Linked DNA regions of Homo sapiens: region 1 is linked to region 2. Evidence: chromatin contacts called from ENCODE Hi-C data. All regions are on one chromosome and are shown on one strand. Each heading gives the region's core, a stretch centred on a gene start or an enhancer-like site at or near the end of the contact. The rest is flanking DNA. Distances are from core to core; before and after follow the strand shown.

What was found. Hi-C counts contacts between places; a loop is a spot of excess contacts on that map. Pooled maps may share reads with other maps.
Region 1: a loop to region 2 is called in a map with no recorded cell type, with 4 times the contacts of the local background. The contact joins the promoter of GUCA2B here to the enhancer-like site in region 2. A Hi-C loop is called at or near these places in 6 of 37 single-sample maps with no recorded cell type and 6 of 50 pooled maps.

Annotation. Positions count from the first base shown.
Region 1 is chr1:42,150,958-42,158,562 of GRCh38, forward strand. GUCA2B (guanylate cyclase activator 2B) reads left to right here and starts at 2,453. Exons shown (of 3, transcript NM_007102.3): 1 at 2,453-2,583; 2 at 3,723-3,909; 3 at 4,578-4,863. The coding sequence starts at 2,494. The coding sequence ends at 4,639.
Region 2 is chr1:41,511,354-41,518,734 of GRCh38, forward strand. It overlaps HIVEP3 (HIVEP zinc finger 3), which reads right to left. Exons shown (of 9, transcript NM_024503.5): 7 at 7,049-7,135; 8 at 1,463-2,397. Among named protein-coding and RNA genes, the nearest start is that of EDN2, 30 kb to the left of the region's middle. RefSeq lists an enhancer at 1,675-2,175 and a silencer at 4,820-4,999. Within about 2 kb of position 3,803, at least 12 of the 41 ENCODE cell types and tissues checked have a DNase peak (open chromatin) inside an H3K27ac peak, as active enhancers do.

The sequences.
Region 1 (7,605 bases), core at 1,203-3,702, 640 kb after region 2:
CCAAGTTGGTTGTGATGGATGGTGGGTCATTTAGAAAGAGATTAGGAGGAGGTGGGTTTGACAAATAAACTTGAGTCATGTTAGGCAGATAGGGAAGTCATACCTGGTTCCCAGGGAAGACTGACACATGACGGGCCCTGGCTGGAGGAGCCACAGGGCGAGGAAAGGACAGACACCATGGCCAAGGGGCCCCCAGACCCTACCGCTATGTCCCATTGATGTGGGGGTCAAGGGAGATGAGCTTCCTCTCGTGGAAAGACCATAGATTTAGGTATCAAGCAGCCTCATAACAACCTCAAACACTGGAGACGTCACATTATTTTTACAAATGAGAAACTGAGATCACAGAGGTCGTCGCTTGTCCAAGGTCCTACAGTTGATCAGACCCAAGTATGGACATTCCAGCCCAGCATTGAGTTCAGCCTGTGCATGTCAGAAAGCAGCACTGGTCCTGCTATAGATTGAGAGATGGGGCTTGTCATGGGAGTTACATAAGGAGAGGCAGGGAAACCCCCCTTCATGACGCATCCCCCATAAGCCAGGCACATGCTGGGGAAATGGTTGGTTTTAGGGAGAGTCACAGGCTCTCCTGGGACAGGTATCGTTCAGTTTTTCCTTACAACAACCACTATGAGGTCTTTTTAAAAATTATTATTACTATTTTCTCTACTTTACTGATGAAGAAGCGGAGGCTCAGAGAAGCTAAGTAATGTACCAAAGATCACACAGCTGGTAAGTGCTGTCATTCGGGTTTGAACCCAGCTCTCCTCATCTCTAAGTCCTCAGTTCCTTTTTCTATAACACCACAGGCTGAGCAAAGGCAAGAATTCCAGGTAGAAAATCTGCTTACCCCTCTTGCTCCCACAGTGACAACAAACATGGTGCTTCATTGGGCCTCAGGTTACTCATCTGTAAAATGGGAATAACCATTATGCCTATCCTTTAGGATTCAATGGGATTACGACTATAACATAGCTTTGTGCACAGTATTCAAGAAATGAGAGCTATTATTCCCAGATGGTTGTTTTCATTTTACAGATTAGAGGGCATGTAAGATTCCCTTCATTTCCATAGACTCTAAAGAGCAAAGGCTGAAGTCTGGATTCAAAGCAATACATAAGAAATTCCAAAGTTCACTTGAGCTTCTTCTTCATTTCAGTCTGAGATAAGAAAAAGGAAGATGGCATTTCAGGCAGGTGGAATGAGTAGGCAAAGACATGAGATGGGATTAGACCTGTGCAAATAGGGTTGGTATGGGGAAGCACGATGACATCAGATTTTAGCCACTTTTGGGAGTGGCATCTTAAATGCCAAGGTGAGCTATCAGGGCTTCAATCCAACGTTCAGGCTCAATGTCAGGGGAGCCTGCCACATGCCAGAGTCTGTGCCTGGCAGAGCTGAGCCCTGGCACACGCACTGTTTACAGCTGCCTGGTATGGCAGTGGTGATATCACCCTTAGAGACTTTGCCCTCTTCTCTCTGACCCAACCTTCAACCACTGGGGCAGTAGGTTATGCATTGCCTAGAAGGCAACTGTAAGATTCAGGGGCTGCTATGGATGCATTACCCAGGAGATAAGGGCAACCTCAGGTGGGCCGGGGCCCTCACAGCAACCTTACGAGAGGGGTTGTATCATGCCCATTTGATGGAAGAGAAAACTAAGATTCCATTAGAATTGATGTGACGTATCCTAAATCACACAGCTGCAGCAGGACTAGGATTTGAATGCGGGTCAATCTGCCTCCAACACTACTGCCTTTTCCTCCATGCTGGATTAGGCTATTGGCTTCTGAAAGCACAGACAGGTGAGATGGGTCAAACATGGCCTGAAGCACCCAGGCACAGGTGGGAGATGGCAAGCAGAGGCAGGTTCAAAACGTGGGGCCAGGACTGGTCTGAAAGATAGTCGTTAAATAGCACTGAGGAGAGGGAGTGAGAGAGATGTGGGTCTTGGGGGAGTGGGGTCTTGAGAACCCTGAAATCAGCAGTGTCTGCCCACTTTGCCCTGGACCAGCCTCTCTGTCTGTATCCTTCCCCCAGAGAAAGGACCATGGGCTGACCTGGGCCAAGGACACCTGGCTGGAGCCCCTTCTCTGACATTAACTAGCTCCGTGACCTGGGGAAAGCCACCCTCCCTCCTGAGCCTCACTTTTCCTGTCTGTAAAATGGCCTCCCCGTCATCACACCCACACAGGTGTCTTGAGGAGTGAATGATGGTGTGCTCCAAGGCCCCCATGGAGAGCCCGGCACATGGCAGGCACTCGGTGTTCAAGCACTGTGTTCCCATAGACTCTGGGCTCCTGCCCTCCTCGCCCCCAACCCCCTTCCTAGGAACCAGCCCCGGCTTGTCAGAGAGCCAGCTAGCTGTCAACCCCACCCCAGCTGGCCAGTTAATGAGTGACCAGGACTCCTGAGCCTGACCTATAAGGAGGTGCTAGGCAGGGACACAGATGGGAGACGGTGGACAGCGGCAGGGGGAACCCAGGGAGCGCGATGGGCTGCAGGGCTGCATCAGGGCTCCTGCCAGGAGTGGCCGTGGTCCTCCTGCTGCTGCTGCAGAGCACACAGTCAGTCTACATCCAGGTGAGTCCCTTGGCCAGCGTTCCCTTTGCCTGAAGGGCCCCATGGTGGGAGGCTAGGCTGGAGAGGGTGTACTGGGAATTCAGAGGGGCACCGGGGGAGCACGGGGCCCGGGGCTCAGCCCAACACCCATCACAGCCCAGAGACCAAGGCAGCTGGTGGGTGGGGGCAGCCAGATGTTGATGGCAGTGATGATGGCAATGACAACACCAAACTGATTCAGCGCTGCTCCCCTCAAAGGCCCGTGCTGGTCACAGAGGTCAGGGTGTGGAACAGAAGGCTCCTCCTTGCATGGGAGGAGGCCAGAAAGGGAAGGAGACACCCTGTTATGCTCCCACAGTTCCGTATATTCACCCACATGTAGGTGGAGGAGGACAGGCTCCAGAAAAATTTTCCTGAGAAGTAACCCTTGAGCTGGCATTGCAAGATGAACAGGAGGTTGCCAGACACAGATGATGGGGAAACTGTTCCAGGCCAAGGGGCACAGCATGTGCAAAGACCAGATAGAAGACTATGGGGGTTCCAGTGCCCTTCCAGGGGGCATGGGAGAGTGGCAGTAGTCGTCACAGCAGGGCCTGTCTGCCACGTCACAGGGGATGCTGCTGGCCTCGCCCAGCATAGCAGAGACGTCTGTGGCCCTGGGTGTCACATCCCTGACTCTGGGCATGGTCTCCTTGGGAAGAACAAAGTGGGTCCCAGAGAGGGGTGCAGGAGACTTGGCCTCCCCAACAGCCCTGGCCTCAGAGACCAGCTACTTGGGGCTGCCATCACTCTGCCATGTGAGCTCAGGCAGGCGTACTCAGTTAGTGATTGTGCCCTGGTACCAGGCCCCCACGGGAGATGTCAGATGAGGGAACTGAGGCTGAGTGGGGAACAGACAGGCAGCCGGTCATGGGCAGAGGTGGGATTTGAACCAGGGCTTGTCTGTCTCTAAAGCCTCGAACCACTGTGCTCCACAGCCCCGCTGCTTCTTCCTCACACCTCTCACCGCAGCGGCTCTTTCCAGTGTGGCCCTGGACTTCCCATAGAGACGGGGAAGGCTCTGGAGGATCTGCAGGGTTTGAGCAACCCTGGGTGTCATGGCAGTGCCTGCCCCTGGACCAGGTCTTGACCTGCTCCTATCTCCTCTCCCCTGTCTGTAGTACCAAGGCTTCCGGGTCCAGCTGGAATCCATGAAGAAGCTGAGTGACCTGGAGGCACAGTGGGCACCCAGCCCCCGCCTGCAGGCCCAGAGCCTCCTGCCCGCCGTGTGCCACCACCCTGCTCTGCCTCAGGACCTTCAGCCTGTCTGCGCCTCGCAGGAGGCTTCCAGCATCTTCAAGACCCTGAGTAAGTGCCCCCGCTCCCTGCAGAACCTCGCTCTGTCTCCTCCCACGCCCAGGCTCCTCCACCTGGGTTGTTTCTCTTAAGCACCCAGCGGCTGAGGATGGGGAGATTCAAGTAACTCAGGCCCTGTCCCACTGGCTCCCAGGACTCCCCGGTTTGGGCACTGTGAGTCAGGCATGCCTGGAACCTGCTTCGTCCCCTTAGTCCACGCCAGGCACAGACCCATCAACAGACAATGGCTGCGTGGAGCAGAGAGGAGAGCTGGCTGACATCTGCGATGGGACAGGGGTGTGAAAGGCTTCCAAGAGGAGGTGTCAGCCAAGCTGAAACCTGAGGGATCGTGCAGAGCCAGGCACGAGAATGTAGCAACTAGCTAGCACTTACTGAGCACCTACTGTGTGCCGGGACTTGTCGGTCCTGCATTATCTCCTCACAGTGACCCTGTCCATTTAGCAAACAAGAAATCTCAGGCACAGGGAGTGTGAGTGACTTGCCCAGTGGCCGCTAGGAAGGAGAGCATCTGGGACTTGAACCCAAGCCCTCACTCCACCTCTAGACGTTCCTGCTCCCAGTCTGTGGAAGATGCCGCCCATTCCCAAGCAGACCTCTTCTGCTGCCTGGCCACAGAGGGCCCAGGTTCAGGTCAACTGACCAGTTCTCTCCCTGCCCAGGGACCATCGCTAACGACGACTGTGAGCTGTGTGTGAACGTTGCGTGTACCGGCTGCCTCTGAGATAGCCCTGGGTACCCTGAGCCCACCAGGGACACCTCGCCCTTCAGCCCACCACCCTGGCAGGCTTCCATCCCCGTCCATGCTCAAGATGGGTCCCTGGCCACCATGGTCATCACCACCCTTCCAGGGCCTGAGCAGCTGGATCTGGTACAAAGCAATCGGACATAGAGTTGGAGGGGGAGGCCCCTGAGGCAGCCCAGCTCCTGAATAAAGATTCTACAACACACGAGTCCACGTGTCCTTTGTTCATCCCCAGGAGCCATGGGAGGAGCTTCTGGAGAAGAAGTGTGGATTGAGGAGAAAGACGGGACTAAAAATACCAGGCAGGAATTTTCCTGAAGTTTTCAAGGCCCGGGGAGTTGATTGAACCCCATCCCGAATATGAGGGAGCTGAGGCTCGGAGCAGGAATGAGGCATCCAGGATCACAGAGCTCAGAAGCCCCAGAGCCAGCCAGACCTGGCGACCCCCAGGCTGAACTCAAGGCCTCCCCAGCTTCGGAGCAAGAGCAACTGTGCTCCTGACGCAGGAGTGGGGTTGGGGCAGGGAGGAGGTGAGACAGAAGGAGAGAGTGGAGGGAAGATTCAAGCAGCATGTCCTCCCAAGCTGTAATCAGGGCCGACTCTGCCTGGGGTCTGCGTGAGAAGATCGGCCCTTGGCCTTCATCCTCATTCCCAAGCTCCCACTTTTCCCAGCCCCACAGGGACCATCTGGCCAGCTCCAGCTGGGAGGCCTTCCCACCCTCTCTCCATCCTGGCAGCCTGAGGAATATTAATAATAATTAATAGCCAACAAACGCCAGGCACAGTGGCTCACACCTGTAATTCCAGTACTTTAGGAGGCCATGATGGGAGGATTGCTTGAGGCCATGAGTTTGAGACAAACCCGGGCAACGTAGGGAGATCCCATCTCTATGAAAAAATTGAAAGTTAGCCAGAAGTATTGGCACTTGCCTGTAGTTCCAGCTACACAGGAGGCTGAGACAGGAGGATCACTTGAACCTGGGAGGTTGAGGCCATAGTGAGCTGTGATCACACCACTGAACTCCAGCCTTGGCAACAGAGCAAGACCTTGTATTTAAAAATAATAATAATTATAGGCTGGGTGTGGTGACTCACACCTGTAACCCCAGCACTTTGGGAGGTCAAGGTGGGAGGATCACTGAGGTCGGGAGTTTAAGACCAGCCTGGCCAACATGGCGAAACCCCGTCTTTACTAAATACAAAAATTAGCCAGACGTGTAATCGCAGCTACTCAGGAGGCTGAGGCAAGAGAATCACTTGAGCCCAGGAGGCGGATGTTGCAGTGAGCCGAGATTGCAGCACTGCACTCCATCCTGGGTGACAAGAACAAGACCCTGTCTCAGAAAAAAAATGAAAAAAAAATAAAAATAATTATTATTATTATAATTATAACAGCCAATGTTTATTGAGCATTCACTCTATCCCAGGCACTATCCTACTCACTTGGCACTCATGGTAACTCATGGAGTCCTCACAACAGACCGATGAAGCAGATACTGTTATTATCACCCCACCCAGTCTAAGAAGAGTCAGGTACAGAGAGAAAAACTAAGCCCAGATCATAGACCAAGCAAAATGACAAGACAGGGCACTTCCCAGGACATGTGGGCCAGGGTCCATGCTCTGACCACCATATTACTCCCTTGCTCCAGCGGATGATGCCTCATGGGGACCCAGTGCAGCCTCCACATCCTTGCAGCCAACCTCAGTGCCTTTATTCAGGCTGGGAGCCATGCTGGGAACTTCTGGGAGCAGGGCCTTTCCAGAGTGGGGTCCCCCAAAGCCTTGGTCCTGGACAGCCGCGGAGGAGCAAAGTTGGAGGCCAAGAGGCTGTGCCATCTGAACTCAGCTCCCGAAGACCCGGGTGCATGCCCAAGACAGCAGCTTAGTTCTGCTCATGAGTCCTGCAATCTCCCAGACTACAGGTTCCTCCTTGCCGTCACCCCACAGGCAAGGCTGGTGAAGGGCCTTTGCAATGCCTCCTGCAGTTCTCTGGGCCCCTACTTCTCACCCCTCCATCCTCACTCACTGGGGCCTTTATCACTACCTTTGGGCCAGGCCAGACCTTCCTTCCTGGCCCTGCGTCCTGTGGGCCCTCCATGCCCACCATGCCAGAGGAGCACCGCAGCACAACTCTGATGGTGCCCCTACTCCTCCATGGCTCCACACTGCCACCTACCAAGTCTAACCAGAGCTCGTGCACTAGCTAGATCTAGACTTATCTCCCACTGCTTCCTGCAGCTACGCTGGCTTCCCACCTGCCTGCTGGAGACAGCAAAGAGAAGTGCTGCTGTCTGAGTCCTGCCATGTGCCAGCCACACGGCTGTGCTGCTGCCCAGAAGCAGTGATGATACCAGCATCAACGAGCTGCTCTCTGTGGGCCTGGCGGAGCTTCTTCTTTTCCTTCTTCTTTGTTTACCATCTCCCCACTTCCTCCCAAACCCCAACCCCTGGTAACCACTATTCTACTCTACTTCTATGAGTTCAACTTTTTTAGATTCCACATTTCAGTGAGATCAAGTAGGATTTGTCTTTCTGTGCCTGGGTTATTTCACTTAGTGTAATGTCCCCCAGTTTCATCCACTTCGTCACCCACAACAGGATTTTTTCTTTTTTAAGGCTGAATAGTATTTCATTGTGTATATATATCACATTTCCTTGATCCATGCATTTGTTGATGGATGCCTTGGTTGATTCTATATCTTGACTATTGTGAATCATGCTGAAATAGATATGAGACTGTAGATATTTCTTTGATATACTGATTTCGCATTTTTGGCTATATGCCCAGAAGTGGGATTGCTGGATTGTATGGCATTTCTAGTTTTAATTTTTTGAGGAAACTTCATACTGTTTTCCATAATGGCTATGCTAAATTATCTTTCCACCAACAGTGTGTGAGGGTTCCATTTTCTCCACACCCTTGCCAACACTTGTTATCTTTT
Region 2 (7,381 bases), core at 2,553-5,052:
CCCAAGATCACAGAGCGAGTCCAGGGTCCCGGCTGAGCTGAGCCCAGAACCAAGTTCCTGACTCCCTGCCCACAGATGCTGAGCCAGCTGCCATCTCTGGAATGGGCCATCTCCAGCTCGACAGTGACCATGAGTATGCTCAGGCCCCATGGTCTCCATGCCTCTAGCCAGCATATCTGTCTTCAAAGGAGGGGATACTTGAGCGACGTGGGGCCCTGTTGTCACCCATGAGCCTGGCCTCTATGTGGGTCTGCTGCCTGTCCTGTTCCTAAAATGGTCTTCACCCAGCTTCACTCTTGGACATGAGTTCCCACCTGAGGCTCTTTGCCCTTCTGCTACCTCCAGGAATTTGAATGTGAACCCAAAATTAAAAATCAAGGAAAGATTCCTAGATCAGTGTTCCTCCAGGAGTGACAGGGCTGGGTCATGGCAACACGGGGACAGAGAAGGTGTCGGAAGGGGGTCAGCTGACAATGATGGTGCTATCGGTGGAGGGGTCATGGCAGCTGAGGGGACAGGGATGGTGACTGTGCTCATGGGGTGGCAGCAGTGGTGTGTTGGTGCAATGGTGACAGTGGTGGTGCTGGCCATGGGGATAGTGCTGATGGTTGACAAGGATGATATTGGTTGTGGTGTCTCTGAGAGCACTGGTGACAGTGATATTGGAGATGGTGATGGTTTTGGTTAAGTTGTGCCATCTGCTCAAAGAACACAGGCAGATGGGGATGGGGTGGGGGATGGGGAATTGCACGAGTATTTACAACCTCATCCAAGGCCACACCCCTTGCAAGTGATATGATATCGTTTGGATATTTGTCCCCGCCCAAATCTCGTGTTGAATTGTAAACCCCAGTGTTAGAGGTGGGCCTGGTGGGAGGTGTTTGGGTCATGGGGACGGATCCCTCAGGGCCTGATACTGTCCTCCAGATAGTGATTTCTCATGAGATCTGGCATTTTGAGCGTGTGGCACCTTTCCCCCAACTCTCTCTCTTGCTTCCACTCTGCCATGTGAGATGCCTGTTCCCGCTTTGCCTTCTGCCATGAGTAAAAGCTGCTTGAGGCCTCCCCAGAAGCCGAGCAGATGCTGGCACCACGCTTCCTGTACAGCCTGAAGAACTGTGAGCCTATTCAACCTCTTTTCATTATAAATTACCCAGTCTCAGGAATTTGTTTATAGCAATACAAGAACGGACTAATACGTGGTAGAACCCATTTCCCATGAACTCCAGAGTCCATGCTCTGTGCTTCTGAGGCTAAAATAAAGTTTAATAAGCCAGCTGATTTAGGGCAGCCAGCATGGTGCATGGCACAGTAGGTGCCTAATAAATGTTTGCGAAATTATTAATAACTACTGAGCTGGCAGAGCTGTTTAGTTCCAGGTGTGATACCCAGGAGGGTGTGAACTTGCAACCCCTGCACCCACAGGGGAGAAGCGGCCCAGCCACCAGGGGCAGGAACTCACCCACGGGGAGGCGCAGGTCTCTGGGCTTCTGCTGAGGAGCTTGTGAGGTAGAGGCGCGGGCGGGAAGAGAACCCGTGGGTCCAGCCCCAAGCCTGGGCCATGCTCCCCCGCTGAGGGGCTGCCCGGCCCAGCCAAGGCCCACTTCCCTGGCGGCGCTGACCGTGGTGGTGACTCGGCCTGACCTGGAGACCATCTCCTGGTGGGCGAGTATCTGGGGAGGCCTGGGTCGGTGGTACCCTCGAGTTTGGAGAGCACATGTGCTCGAGGGGCCAGTTCTCTTCCCAGGGGGCAGAGGGTGAGAGGAGACAGCTGAAGTCTTGGAGACCCACAAGGGAGAGCGCCCATGCCCCTTCCTGGGTCCACGTGCAGGCCAGGTGGGCTTGGGGCTGAGGCCTGTGGTTCTCGGGCCGGGGAGCATCGCTGGGGAGATGAGTCGTTTTTGGTTAGCGAGTGTTTGCGGGCTAGTGGTGGACGGCTGCCTGCTTCTTTGCTTGGGGACCACGGTCTTCTTGGGGACACAGGCTTGTAGCTCAAGGCTGAGCCTGTGTCTTTCTCCACAGAGCCCAGAGGGGCCGGTCCCAGCCAGGGGAGGCCCGGCATGCTCTGGCTGGACATGGAGCAGCTGCTGGCTGTCAGGCGCTCAGCTTCCGAGACCGAGCTGCCTCGTGTAGCCTCCGTGCCAGAGGCGGGGGCATCTGGGGGCTGAGGGCCCAGGATGGGTGAGGAGTCTGCCCGCAGTGCATGTGGTGGGCCAGGCGGGGGCGCCTCTGAGGATGGTCTGGACAGCTCATCCTGGCTCTCCTCCTCATCCTCATCCTCGTCTTCGTCCAGGTCTGAGTCTGAGTCCGAGTCCTCCAGGTCCGAAAACTGGTGCTCCTCCACAGCCTCTGAACCCTCTCGTCCTTCCGAGTCCTGGAACAGGTCGTCACTGGTTCCTGAGGGCAAACACAGAAGACCCAAGGTCACAGTTGGGCCTTGGCCCCACTGCCCACACGGCTGCTCCTCTCTGAGCCCCAGTTTCCTTGCCTGCTGACTGGGCAAAATAGCCATCGCAAGGGCACAAGATTGTTGGGACAACCAAGAAACGTAACAGATATGGGAGCGCTTTGTAAATAATAATGAACAATAATTCCCTTATGCCTAGAATGTGCAATGTTCAGTTCTGAGAGCTTTAGGTATATTTATTCATTTAGACCTCAGAGAATCCTGTGAAGCTGGTACTGTTCTCATCCTCATGTTACAGATGAGGAAACTGAGGTAAGAGAAAGTAAGTAACTTGCCCATGGAAGACAGCAGTAGGGCTGGGATTGAGCCATAGCAAAGAAGACAGTCTTTGTTTGTTTGTTTGTTTGTTTGTTTGTTTCACTAGCATCTCAGTGCTGGCTTCACCATGGGCAACTTACCACCTTGCTCTGCTTGGTCTCCCCCTTTGTCGAATGAATGTGATGGTCTCACCTCACCAGGTTTTCTAGGAGGACTAAAATGAAGGCCTGGCACATATTGAGGGCTTAAAAATAATTATAGCTACCATATTAATACATTAATGATGAAATCTGTTATTCCAGGACAGGGCAGTCACACTGGCTGGTCCAGCAGCACAGAGCCATCCGTGGTCAGTGTACACACACATCTGCCACGGTGACCAGGCTCCCGGTGGCTGGCACAATGGCATCTGGCAGGTGGCGGACTCTGGCCTCTGTGGGCGGCTTGACTAAGCTGGCCTCAGGCTGCAGAGCAGGTCCCCATCCCAGCCACGCTCTTATCTGAGGAGCCACTGCCCTTTTGAAGTCCAGGCTGCCTCTAGCCTCGGGGCCCTCCCATTGCCTGCCAGCCCCAGCTCCACCCCATAGTTTTCGACCTACATGTGGCTGAATGCCCACTTTTGTCCACTTTGGACATCTGACTGCTGCATGTTGAGTGACTTGGAAGCAATTGTTCACAAGAGTAAACAAAAAACAAAATTGTGATACTTGTTTCAGATATTGTTGGACATTTAGGTCACTTGCACTCCTTAAACAGACTATAAGAATAATGACAGAGTTATTGAATAGAGTCTAAAAGTGGGGGTTAGGGCTCTGGAATACTAGCCTCCTGGTCTGATTCCTCTGGGATGACCCCAACCAGTCGGGTCACCTCTAACATGTCAGGAGTCTAGTTTGGGCATCTCTGAAATGGACAGCAATCCGGATGCTGGGGAGAGCTCCGCTAACATCTGGCCTGTTCGCTGGCCCATCACTAGACCATTGGAACCTGTTTCTGGTCTGCAGAGTGAGGTTGCTGACAGGTGGGTTGAGCTGGCCAGCCAGCCCCATCGCTCACACATATCAGTACTGCACCCACCTGACCAGGAGGGCTGGCACAGAAACTGACTCAGGCCGCTGGGGCAGCTAGGCTTTGGCTCTCAACCATGCCCAGCTGCCCCGGGGCCAGAAAGCCCGGAACTAGCACTTCCAAGTCACTCAATATGCAGCAGTCAGATGTCCAAAGTGGACAAAAGTGGGCATTCAGCCGGATGTAGGTCAAAAGCTATGGGGTGGAGCTGGGGCTGGCAGGCAAAAGGAGGCCCCTGAGGCTAGAGGCAGGGTGATGAGACCAGAGGAGGAATGAAGGATTAGGATGAGAGCAGGGCTGGGGATGGGGGTGAACTTTGTAGTTATGCCCCAGGCATTTACCTCCCTTGCCTAGGACTTTGGGAGGGGCCTAATTCAACACCTGTTCACCTGGCCCTGCCCCTCATTTACATACAGCAAAATCCAGGCACAGATGACCCAGTGAGAGCTGGTGGCTGAGTCAGAACTAAGGTTTACAGCCCTTGCATTATTACGCTGACAGTTTAAAAATGATGTGCTGCACTAAGAAGCAGGGAATGGTCGGGTTTGAATCTCAGCACTACCACTTCCTTGCTGTGTGACGTTGGATACTTTACTTTCTGTGTGTCTGGTTTCCTCATCTGTAAACTGGGTAGCAATAAAAGCACTCTAGGAAGCTGTTCAGAGGACTGTGAGGGTCTGGCACACAGTAAGTACCCAATAAACTTCAGCTCCTGTCATCCCATGATACCCTGTCCCCCCAGTCTCAGCAGGCAGGTAGCTGGGGTGGGATTGTCAGCATTTTGCAGATGAAGGTCACAGGGGTAGTGTTAGGAGTGAAGGAGAGTCAGGACCAGCGTCTCCTGATGTCCAGCAGGGAGGGCTCCTAAAGATCCTCTTTACTAATGTGGAAGTTGAGACCCAGTGGGGGTAATGGCCCGTCCTGGGCACTCAGTGCATGAATGCTGGAAGCCAAGAGTCCCCTGCCCAGCTCGGGGCTGGCCGGGGCCTCCACATCTGCGTTCCTGCAGGGCGCTGAGGGAATGCCCCTGGCTGGGCGGCCCCGCCCCTGCTGGGATCCAGGCCAACGCTCCACAAATGAGAGAGCTTGAGCGCGCGGCGGGCGCCGCTGGGAGAGGCCACACGGTGGCGCTAGCGCCCAGCCTGGCCAGCACCATGGGCAGGGCCGGGGCGCCTGGCTCCTTCCAGGCAGTTCTCCCACGCGCCACCTCGCGTCCCACAGACACGAACTCCTGCCGCTCCCCCCGGCATCTGTCTCGTCGCGGGAAGTGGAAACTCCATCCTTCAGTCTCTTGGGCCGTAATCCTTGGAGTCCTCCATGGCTCCTTTTCGTTCTTCCCCCTCTCTTCTGCCCCATATGGGGTCATCTGAGCCTGTGGGCTCTCCCTCCGGAACCTCCCCAGAATCCCGCCGCTTTTCCACCTCCTGAGCACACCCGTGCTCCCCGCGCCCACGGCACAGGCCAGAGGACGCCCTGCCTCTCTCCTCCGCTCCAGGGCACCCCCCCATGCCCTTCAGCCCTCAGGCTCTAGCTCTCTCTGAACCGGCTGCCCCCGCGTCCAGCGGGCTCCAGCACGCGGGCCAAGCGCCGTGGCCCCCGGGGACCCCACACCTGCTGCTCCCTCTGCAGGAGAGCTCCTCCCTGACCCCACGTGGCTCCTGACCCCGGTTCCTCCGGGTGGGTTCTCTGCTCACACCGCCCTGTCTAGCACAGCGGCCCTCCCCACGGGCCCCAGCCCTCACTTGGCTCTTCTGCTTTCTCTTTGGCTTCACAGGCAGGGCCCCTGCTCTACTCCACCATCGTTCCTTGCCCAGCTCCCCTGCCATGCCGACTGCCTGAGGGCAGGAGCTGTTTTATTTATTGCGGAACCCCCAGCACCCAGAACAGAGCCAGGCACAGAGACTGTGCCCAGTAATTACTTCTGGAATGAATGCATGGATTTCGTCCTCCGAAAAGTGGCTCTGAGCATCCTCGTTTGCTCCACTGGGAAAATGAGGCTGGGGCAGGGCAGGGACCTCAGGGGAGGGCTCTGGCTTAGGTTCAGGCTCCCCTGGTCCAGCCCACCAGGCAGTGGACTGGCATGCAGCCAGGGTTTTTGTGTGACCTTGGGCTATTTTTACCTGTCTGAGCTTTGACTTCCCTGACTTAACATGAGTGACACAAGTTTCTGCCACCTGTTTTGAGGACTCAATGAGACAACATGTGCATATGGCCCAGTGTATCCTTGACAAGCATAGTGAACCCCATTCTAGCTTTGGGGGGGAACAGCCCCAAGTTCACTGTGTTCTCCTCTATAAAAATGACTTATTCCACCTAAAAGGAAATATGACTTAACTCTTTTTTGTAAGACCACAAATACATCCCCAAATTGGAAAAACAAAAACAGAACAAGACACACAGTGCGTGCATACACACTCCTCTCTGTCACACTCTAAGTCCTGGGGCTGATTTCAGGGAATCAGTATGCTTCCTGCTTTGCTTGGTGCTGGCGAGATGGCTCCAGCCTCCTTCTGTTGGAGGGACTGCCGTCCACCACCAAAGCCCCTCTGGCCACCTGCCTGACTGCTGAGGCTGGGCAGTGCTCAGCCAGACCCACTGGCTTCGACTCCTCTGCCCTGTCTTCTCAGAGACTGACTCTAAGATGCCTCCTGGGGATTGACCACCATGGCCGGGGTGTGTACGGGGATGGGGCTGGGAGGTGACAAGCGGCTGTCAGGTCTGGTTTGGGCTTTTTTGAAACTCTCCTAGCTCCAAAAGGCCCATGTGTCAGGCCCATGCCAGAGTGTGTAGGCAGGAGTGTGGGTGTGGAGCTTCGGAGAGTATGTGTCCCACAGTGTCACTATGAGGGGTTGGCTGGGATAATTCAGGGCATGCATTTAGAACCCGCCTGACACATAGTGGGCACTCAATCAACGTTGGCTGTAAGTTCTCTTGTGTGCATTTATTCAGTAAACATTCACTGAGCACCCATGGGTGCCAGGCGCTCCACCTGCATGGCAGATGGTAATGCATGATAGCTAGGGCTGCAGAGCATATCCTATCAGCATGTGGGGAGGTGGCTCGATCATTCAGGGAATTTAACCTTTGTCTGATACTTGGGAGAACTGAAGGTGAAGCTATTGGAGGGAGAGAGGGGAGGAGGGGGAATGGGGCAAAGCAGACAGAAAGGAAGCAGGGAAGGCAAGCAGGAAAGGTGGAGGAGGATAGGGAAAGCGGACAAGGGGAAAGGGGACGGAGAAGGTTGGCAATTGTTACCTTCTTCGGCTTCCAGCTCCTCCAGCACCCCTGTCTCTTGGCACTTTTTGCTGTGGGCCTTCGACTTCATGTGCTTAGTCAGATTCCCTAGAAAGAAACGAGAATACTTAGGCTCTGCTATGGGGCAGGAGGCCAGGGCGGACCCAGGGCTCATGGAGGTAGCACCTGGCCGGCAGGCCATGGTTTCTCAGGCCAGTCAAGGCCCTGCCAGCTGCAGGGCTGGGCAGGAGCTGGGGTATCCCTCTGCCCCGGTGCTCAGGCCCAGAAGTGTAGCCACAGCTGCTGTTCAGGGCAGTGCACAGCAGCTAGGTGGGGTGGGCGAGGGCTGTGAGG